Linked DNA regions of Homo sapiens: region 2 is linked to region 1. The links are chromatin contacts, found by Hi-C or POLR2A ChIA-PET in ENCODE. All regions are on one chromosome and are shown on one strand. Each heading gives the region's core, a stretch centred on a gene start or an enhancer-like site at or near the end of the contact. The rest is flanking DNA. Distances are from core to core; before and after follow the strand shown.

Region 1 (4,700 bases), core at 2,059-4,558:
TCAAATGATCCACCCGCCTTGGCCTCCCAAAGTGCTGGGATTATAGGCGTGAGTCACCATGCCCAGCCACATATTTAGATCATTCTAAAGAATACATTCATAGAAGAATCTTGTTTATAGTATTCAGGATTCCTTCCTTCCTTCCTTCCTTCCTTCCTTCCTTCCTTCCTTCCTTCCTTCCTTCCTTCCTTCTTCCTTTCCTTCCTTCCTTCTTCCTTTCCTTCCTTCGCTCCCTCCCTCCCTCTTTTCTTTCTTTCTTTGAGACGGAGTCTTATTCTGTCACCTAGGCTGGAGTGCAGTGGAGCAAACTCAACTCACTGCAACGTCTGCCTCACTGCAACCCAGCCTGGGCCACTATTTTAAAAATATAACATTTGAAGCCAGGCACGGTAACTCATGCCTGTAATCCCTGCACTTTGGGAGGGCAAGGCGGGCAGACCACTTGAGGCCAGTTCAAGACCAGCATGGGCAACATGGTGAAAACCCATCTCTACTAAAAATACAAAAAAAAAAAAAAAAATTAGCCAGCGTGGTGGTGGTGCACGCCTGCAATCCCAGCTACTTGAGAGGCTGAGGCATGAGAATAGCTTGAATCTGGGAGGCTGAGGTTGCAGTGAGCCAAGATCATGGCACTGCACTGCAGCCTGGGTGACAGAGCAAGGCTCTATCTTAAAATATATATATATATATATATTTATATTTATATATGTTTATATTTATATTTAAATATATATATTTATATTATATATATGAGTTGTGTCTTTAACAGCAAACAAAAGTTAGCCAGGGGAAGGTCGAGAATGCAAAAGGAAGAGCACTCACAAAGCCGAGGTATAAAGATGTTTAAGGAAGAAAAAGGAACTTGATAACGTTGGGAAGTAAATAAGTAAGGTAAATAGGAACTTAATTTGAAAGGCCTACAATGCTATTCTAGGGAGCAATAGTGGTCATTCATTGATGAATCAAAAGAACAATTTTGCCTTCTCTGCTCTTGTCTCCAGGCTGTGGTTACACAGCAGTACACATTGGAGATACTGGGCTCCACATTTAGCTGGAAGACATGCCATGTCTTCTTGAGTTCCCTCTAATCTTCCTCTCCCATTGCGCATAAAGGATCTTCAAACCTTCTCCGCACTCATGCCCCTTGTCCTACCACCTCCACAGCTCCTTCTCTACAGAAAAACTTGCCTTTTATTTCACAGAAGAAATGCAACCTAGAGGCCAAAGCAGGCAGATCACTTGAGCTGAGAAGTTTGAGATCAGCCTGGGGAACAAAGTGAGACCCCGCCTCTACAAAAATTACAAAAATTAGCTGGACAAGATGATTCATGTCTGTCGTCTCAGCTACTCGGGAGGCTGAGGTGAGAGCATCGCTTGAGCCCGGCAGGCGGAGGTTGCAGTGAGCTGAGATCATGCCGCTGCACTCCAGCCTGGGTGACAGAGTGAGACCGTCTCAAAAAAACAAAACCAAAAAACCCAACAACAACAACAATAACAAATCACACACAGGGTTTTGTGTCATGTTAATTTTTTTTTTTTAAACAGGGTATCATGCTGTCGCCCAGGTTGGTGCAATCTTGGCTCACTACAAATTCTCGGGCTCAAGTGAGGCTCCCACCTCAGCTTCCCGAGTAGCTGAGACTACAGGCCTGCACCACCACGCCTGGCTAATTTTTGTATTTTTTGTAGAGACGGGGTCTCACTTTGTTGCCCAGGTTGATCTCAAACTTCTCAGCTCAAGTGATCCGCTCGCCTTGGCCTCTCAAAGTGCTGGGATTACAGGCATGAGCCACCTCTCCAGGCCATGTCCATCCTATTAACATTTGGAAGTGCCTAGCACAGTGTACTCTTTAGAATTGTGGAATAACAATGATTGATGAAATGAAACATATACTTGAAGATGCTACTAGGGTATACGAGATTTTTTTTCTGACTTAGAACTACATCAAAGAAAGAAGGGCCTAAGACCAAGGTTTGGGAATGTACACAATGAATTGCTCAAAAGAGAGTTAGCTTTAGTAATGACAGGAAGAAGCTATTTCTTCAACCAAACAGAATACACACAGAAAAATTTAAAAGAGCCATTACACTGGCTGGCAAAACAGATGTGGATATTATGGCCCTGGTACACACGGAGTTTATAGTCAGGTACACTGTCCTGTCACAACGACCAATACGTTATCGTATTTACAGCGTTTTGGAGTTTCTGTCCATCTCTGTCAATATAATACACTTTGAAATAAGTTTCTTACTTAGAATCCCTAGCAGTGTTTGATACACAGTTGGAGCTCAATAAATGTTTACGGAGTGAATGATGAGGCACAAAAGGAATTTGTTGAATTATTTGTTAAATGAATCAAATAATTTTCTAGGATTCACGGGCTGTCTTCTGCACGATAAGCTTCATTCTGTGGGTCTGAGTTTCTCCTGGTTCTCAATTCTGTCTTTTTGTGGATTATCTACTTTGTAGCTGGAGCTTTGTATCTGTTTAAGATAATTATTCTTCTATTCCTTTTTTTTTTTTTTTTTTTTTGAGACGGAGTCTCGCTCTGCCGCCCAGGCTGGAGTGCAGTAGCGCGATCTCGGCTCACTGCAACCTCCGCCTCCTGGGTTCACGCCACTCTCCTGCCTCAGTCTCCCAAGTAGCTGAGACTACAGGCGCCCACCACCACGCCCGGCTAATTTTTTGTATTTTTAGTAGAGACGGGGTTTCCCCGTGTTAGCCAGGATGGTCTCGATCTCCTGACCTTGTGATCCGCCCGCCTCTGCCTCCCAGAGTGCTGGGATTACAGGCGTGAGCCTCCGCGCCCGGCTCTTCTATTCTTAGTAGAAGCAACCAGTAGCCCTAGCGAAACCAGACGTTAATTCCATTCTCGCAGTTCTTTTCCCCAGGGCAAGCAGCAAAAAATGCATTCCCACAAAAGAGCAAGCTCATCCCCAAATCCCGGGTTTCCCACCCCCACAAGCTTCAGGAAAACAGGAGCGAGGCACGTGAATACTTCTTTGGACCTCAGCGATCCCAGAACCTAGGCTACTAAAACATCCATAGGCTTAACCTCATCATATAACTTAAACAGCCTTCGCAACACCGAGAGCACCACACCAACACCTTCTTATCCAGCCCTGGTTGGGACAAGGGCTCCAACTCCAGACTGCAGTCCTCGGTAGCGCGGTGTCTTCTGGGATCTGTAGGCTCCCGCGGTTCGGCCTTCCTCCCTCTGTGACTCCAATTCCCGGCAGTCAGTGGGCTCCAAGGTCCGCCCTTTTTCTGGAGGAGGAGCTCAGAGCGTACGGGAGGGGGCGGACCCTTGCCCCTCCGGCGCTTGGGCCAGAGTGGTGCGGGCGGCGCGTGGCGGCGATCCCCACGTGGTGGCTTTCTCACGCTAGCCCTCTTTGGTCCTCCTTGACGTCCCGGGCCTGTGGGCCCGCTTTCTGCCGAGATGCCGAAGGTCAAGTCGGGGGCCATCGGCCGCCGCCGCGGGCGGCAGGAGCAGCGCCGGGAGCTGAAGAGCGCTGGAGGTGCGGATCCCCGCGAGGAAGCTGGGGTCGGTCGGGTCAGGTCTTCCGGCAGGACCTAGCCTGGGGTGCGGACCAAGACCTGATCGGCAGAGGCCGGTCAGGACGCGCTCCCGTGAGCGCGGAAGGCAGGGGTGGGTCCCCGACTCGGCCGCAGGCCCTGCGCGTCGCCGCTGACTTCCTTTCCAGCTGGAGGATGAACTTATAAAGAGTTTGTCAGTCCTGGCGTGACGTTTCGTGGCCCTGGTTGGCGCAGAAATCTTCCCCATACCCATGCAGCTTTCTTCTCTGGTACTGCCTAATATCTAATCTCAGTAGGAAAATTAATGCTGTTTCGTATTTTCTTACAGGACTCATGTTCAACACGGGGATTGGGCAGCACATTTTGAAAAATCCTCTCATTATTAACAGCATTATCGATAAGGTGGGTGTGGAAGAGGAAAGGGAGAGAGTTGTTGGTTTATTAATTTTATTCCTATGAATACATAAGCGCAGAAAGTCTGCCTGCCGTAAATTAGATGCTCTGTAAATATTTGTTGAATGAATCAAATAATTGTCTAGGATTCTTGGGCTGTCTTCTGCATGATAAGCTTCATTTTGTGGGTCTGAGTTTCTCCTGGTTCCCAATTCTGTGTCTTTTTGTGGATTATCTACTTTATAGCTGGACCTTTGTATTTGTTCAAGATAATTATTCTTCTATTTCTAATCACCTTTTTGATCACTTAGTTTTTATGTACTCCATCTATTTATGTCTAAACTACACATTAGAAAGTTTGTTCCCCAGAAAAACATATAGTACTACATATAAATTATTTGGTGTATGCTAGTACCACATATAAATTGCTTGGAGTATTACTGCTTTCTGAGTTATTGATGTTCTCTTATGGTTATGGATGATTGGGTGTTAGGAAGTGAAATACACACGGTGCAGATTACACTTATGGTTAAAAGCAAGGAAAGCATCCTGGAGCTGTAGAAAGAGCATTACATAGTTAAAGGATCTTGTCAGGCTTCGTGTCATTTGAAAACTGAGAAAAAAAGAAAGAAGGGTCATGTACTATTTTAACCTTTTTAGCTCATAGTTTCCTTTGAGCATCTGATGAAAGCTATGGCCGTAGAATATTAGAGCTGTGTGCAGACATTCAATTTTGTGTACAGTTTCTGCTCTTCTGCATCCTTGAAAC
Region 2 (4,414 bases), core at 625-3,124, 2.7 Mb before region 1:
ATTTTATTTATTTTTTTTTTTTGAGACAGAATCTCTCTGTGTTGCCCAGGCTGGAGTGCAGTGGTGTGATCTCAGCTCACAGCAACCTCTGCCTCCCAGGTTCAAGCTATTCTCATGCCTCAGCCTCCCAAGTGGCTGGGATTACAGGCATGTGCCACCACACCCGGCTAATTTTTGTATTTTTAGTAGAGACAGCATTTCTCCATGTTGGTCAGGCTGGTCTTGAACGCCTGACCTCAGGTGATCCACCGCGTTGGCCTCCCAAAGTGCTGGGATTACAGGCGTGAGCCACCTTACCCAGCCAGGGGTTTGATTTTGAATTATGTTTGAGGCCTTTTTTCGATAAGCAAGTGGAAAGATTGAGTAGGCTGTTGGATATATGGACTAAAGCTCAGAGGAGAGATCCAGAAAAAAATGTATAAATTTGGGTATCTTTGGGGATTAGACAGAAGGTACTCCAACCCATGAGAAAGGATGAGTTCACCAAGGGAGTAAGGATAATTAGAGAAGAGGAACAAATGTTTAGGAGCTAAGCATAAAGAATATAATTCTAATCAATAATGTTCAAGGTTATCATCACTAGTAATAAGACCTATCAACAGCATTTACCCCGATATGATGCATTGAGAAGGGCACACCTTCATGTCTGTGGTAATTTTGCTAAAAAATACCATATAATATCCATTTAACCACGATAAAATATCAGACAAGTCCAAATGTAGGCATGTTATACAAAATAACTGAACAGTACTCTTTAAAAGAGTCAAGGTCGGCTGGGCGTGGTGGCTCACGCTTGTAATCCCAGCATTTTGGGAGGCTGAGGCGGGTGGATCACTTGAGGTCAGGAGTTTGAGACCAGCCTGACCAACATAGTGAAACCCCATCTCTACTAAAAACACAAAAATTAGCCAGGCATGGTGGCACGTGCCTGTAATCCCAGCTACTCAGGAGGCTGAGGCAGGAGAATTGCTTGAACCCAGGAGGTGGAGGTTGCAGTGAGCAGAGATCATGCCACTGCTCTCCAGCCTGAGTGACAGAGTGAGACTCTGTCTCAAAAAAAAAAAAAAAAAAAAGAGTTAAGATCATGAAAAATAATTAATGACTGAGAAATGATTACAGATTGAAGGAAATTAAAAAGCTGTGACAATTAAATGCAACATGGGAACCCAGATTGGATACTATTAAAACAGAAAAAAGATATTAGTGGAAAAACTGTTGAAATTTGAATAAAGACTGTAGTGTAGTTAATAGTATTGTACCAGTGTTATTTTCCTGGTTTTGATCATTGTACTATGGTTACATAAGATGTTAACAAGGGAAGATAGTTTAAGGAAATGGAGGAATGTTCTGTTTCATTTTTCCAACTTGTCTGTAAGTCTTAAATTATTCCAACAGAAAAAGTTAAAGAAAATTAAGTTTATGGCTTTTCGGTCCGTACCCTAAGGATGTGGCTGCCCTCATGTCTGGTCTTTCTAGGTAAGCAGAGAGATGCTGGAGAAGGAGATAGGGCCACCCTATAGGGTCTAACTGTGCGAAAGGCTTTGAACTTTCCTTTGAGATCCAGTGAAGGGGTAGGCAGGGTAAGTGGGGGAAGAAGAGAAACCAGACATGTTTGTTTTCGGCAAAAAGAGACAAAAAAACAGAATAAATACTGTGTTAGGCCTGGATTCAGGCAAACACCCAGTTACTTTCAATTATTCATCCTGTTCTCCAAACAGAATTGACCATGAGTGACTTCATGACTCACAAGGGTGTTAGCATATTGTAACGTCTGGCTGGGAAGATTGCTCAAATCCCAAAGGATTTGACTCGAGGAGCCTTGCAGCATTCTGCTTTTTCCTGCCACGCCTACAGCTCAGGCACAGTTGTAGAGTGGATTTGAAGTTTATATGCCTGAAAGGTAGGTTGTATGTGCATTATATCTGACCTTCCCTGTTTGGAATGATTCCAGAACAAAGAATGCAGCTGGATTGAGATACCAACCGGCAGTGAGTGAGGATATGCCTGGAATAGACCTAATAGGAATGAGGAGAGAGACTCCCACAGCCAACTCTGTGGAGGGAGGACAGGGGAGCATTACAGGTTCCATCACACTGAAGTTCCAGAGGGTGTTGCAGACCAGTTGGAGATGGTGACTGGGGCGTGCTAATTATAAAATTATGTATTAAATATTAGCATTGGGGAAATTGCAAAAGAGGTTTCTAAAGAAGACAGAGGAGTCCCTGAAGCTAGGGAATCTATGCCCCTGACCAGAGAAGAGGTGAATTACTGAAAAAGATACACCCTTTAACCTCCCTACTGTCCCATGGGGAACAGGTCAATAATCAGGGAGAGGCTCTTAATCCCTGGAGGCCAGGGTATGATCACCTCCCTACCTCTAACCTACCTCATTGCCTGACCTGGCAGGAAACTGTGCACGTCCACCCTCTGTTCTCAGAAACTCTGAAATCTTGCAGTCCAATACCCTAAGGCTCTAATGCTACAAAATGCTACTATTAATGGTAGCTGTCAGTTTCTAAATGCTTACCTCATACTAGGCTCTTTATATAACTGTTTCTAATTCATTCAACAACTCTTCAAAGTAGTCATTATCATCCTTATGTTTTACAGAAGATTTTATTGGTGAGGAAATAAATGTTTAGCTTTTCTGAGATCACACAACTAGTGAGTGGCTAAGCCAAGATTTGAACCCAGATCTGATTTCCTATTGAGTCACAGAACTTTCCAATGAACATGTTGCCTCTCCTATCTCCAGTGAACCCCAGGGTCCAGGAGGAAGTACACCTTGGGGAAACATTAGCCACTCTGGGAATGCTGTGACTGTGGGCACAGAGCAGCCTTCCAGGAGTAACCCCAGCTACTCAGAAGGCTGCTCTGTGCGCACGGCCATTTCTTGAAACCTGTGTGAAATTTCAAGAAATTTCACTGGGGTTGGAAAATTAGCAGCCTGTGTCTCCTCAGGCCAGATTCGGTGGCCTGGTGCTGCTACAGGCAGTCAACGGTAACTGAGGTCTGTGGAGTGTGAGGGGGAAGGGCATGAAGTCACGAGGGGCACACCTGGGCTCCTGATGGTGGAAAATCACAAGGATGTTTTGTCAGCGTTTGCCTGCAGCTACATTTCTGGCTGAAATTTTGGATGGCTTTACCAAGCCTCAAAGGCAGAAAGAAAAAATCATGTTGAGAGAGACAGGCGCTTTGACGGGAAACAAGGTCTGGGTGCTAGCTGGCTCTTTGCCATGAACTTAACACATGAAGAGGAGCAGAGAAGCTTCCTTGTTACCATCAGACTGTCATCAAATTGCCCTGGGCATCCTACAGAGAGAAAGGTAGCCAGGCCTCCAACCTGAACAAACCCTTTGATGCAGCATTACAGAGGAGTGCAGGACCACAAAAGACTGTGTAACGACCTACCACATTGATAAAATAGATCCACTATGAACTATTTTCCTAATGAGGCAAGAGCATTTCATGTGTTGGAGACATTTTTAAAAGCCAGCATTTCCTAGAAAAAGTGAGTGAGAAAAAAAGAAAAGTCAACTTCACACCGTGTTGTGAAGAGGGAGTAAAGTCTGAACTCCAAAGCACCATTTATAAGATCAGCCCCTGCCTTTTCCTTGTTCTATCTCCCATTGTTCTCCTCTGCAACCTTTGTTCCATCCACACTGTTCTCCTGCTGTTGTGCTGTTGCATATCTGTCCTCTCTCCCAGCATAGCCCCTGCCTCATTCCTCTCCCTGCTCCCATCAGCTGAGTAGCTCCTACTTGTCTTTCACAACCGAGGTCAGTACCTCTCCCCTGGAAGGTCTTCCCTGCCGACCTGAGCTTAGGCAGGAGCCATCCCATGTGCACCCAGTGGATTCTTCTGTCAAACCCTTACCATTCTGCTTATTTAGCTCCTCAAAAGCAGGGACTGAATTTTATTATCATTCTCTAGCTCTTAATGTCCTAGGCTTCAGGGATACTTGGTGAACAAGAAAGTCAGGCCATCTGGCTGTGAACTAGACATCTCTACATGGATGTCTCACTGGCTCCTCATACTAAATTAACCTGTGCCTTTACCTGGCATCTTTATCATTCAACCTTATCAACCATCTTTGACTCTTTTCTCTCTCCCCCACCTCCTTTATTTAATCATCCACTAAATCCTGTGTATTTAAATAACAATCAGACTTAGAGCTTAATATGCTTTAGGCATTATGAAAAGTCCTATATAGGTATATGTTAACTCATTTCAGCCTCACAACAACCCAAAAGGTGGAGTCTCTCATAGTATACAGATGAGGAAATTGAAGCAAAAGAAGGTGAGTAATTTGCCTGAAGTCACACAGCTTAAAAGCGATGGAGCTAGGATTGGAACCCAGGCAGTCTGGATTCAAAGCCCTACCTCCTAAATATTTCTCAGTCCCACAGGCCGC

What was found. A loop is a pair of places that touch in the nucleus more often than their neighbours do. ChIA-PET counts read pairs that join two places held with the same protein, here RNA polymerase II (POLR2A). Pooled maps may share reads with other maps.
Region 2: a loop to region 1 is called in a pooled map, with 2.4 times the contacts of the local background. The contact joins the enhancer-like site here to the promoter of DIMT1 in region 1. A Hi-C loop is called at or near these places in 1 of 37 single-sample maps with no recorded cell type and 1 of 50 pooled maps. POLR2A ChIA-PET finds 5 or more read pairs at or near these places in 1 of 52 experiments (IMR-90).

Annotation. Positions count from the first base shown.
Region 1 is chr5:62,402,513-62,407,212 of GRCh38, reverse strand. It overlaps DIMT1 (DIM1 rRNA methyltransferase and ribosome maturation factor), which reads left to right and starts at 3,308. Exons shown (of 12, transcript NM_014473.4): 1 at 3,308-3,519; 2 at 3,867-3,940. The coding sequence starts at 3,441. RefSeq lists an enhancer at 3,098-3,387.
Region 2 is chr5:65,060,283-65,064,696 of GRCh38, reverse strand. All of the region lies in intron 1 of LOC107986419 (a long non-coding RNA gene), which reads right to left. Among named protein-coding and RNA genes, the nearest start is that of CWC27, 290 kb to the right of the region's middle. Within about 2 kb of position 1,874, at least 10 of the 41 ENCODE cell types and tissues checked have a DNase peak (open chromatin) inside an H3K27ac peak, as active enhancers do.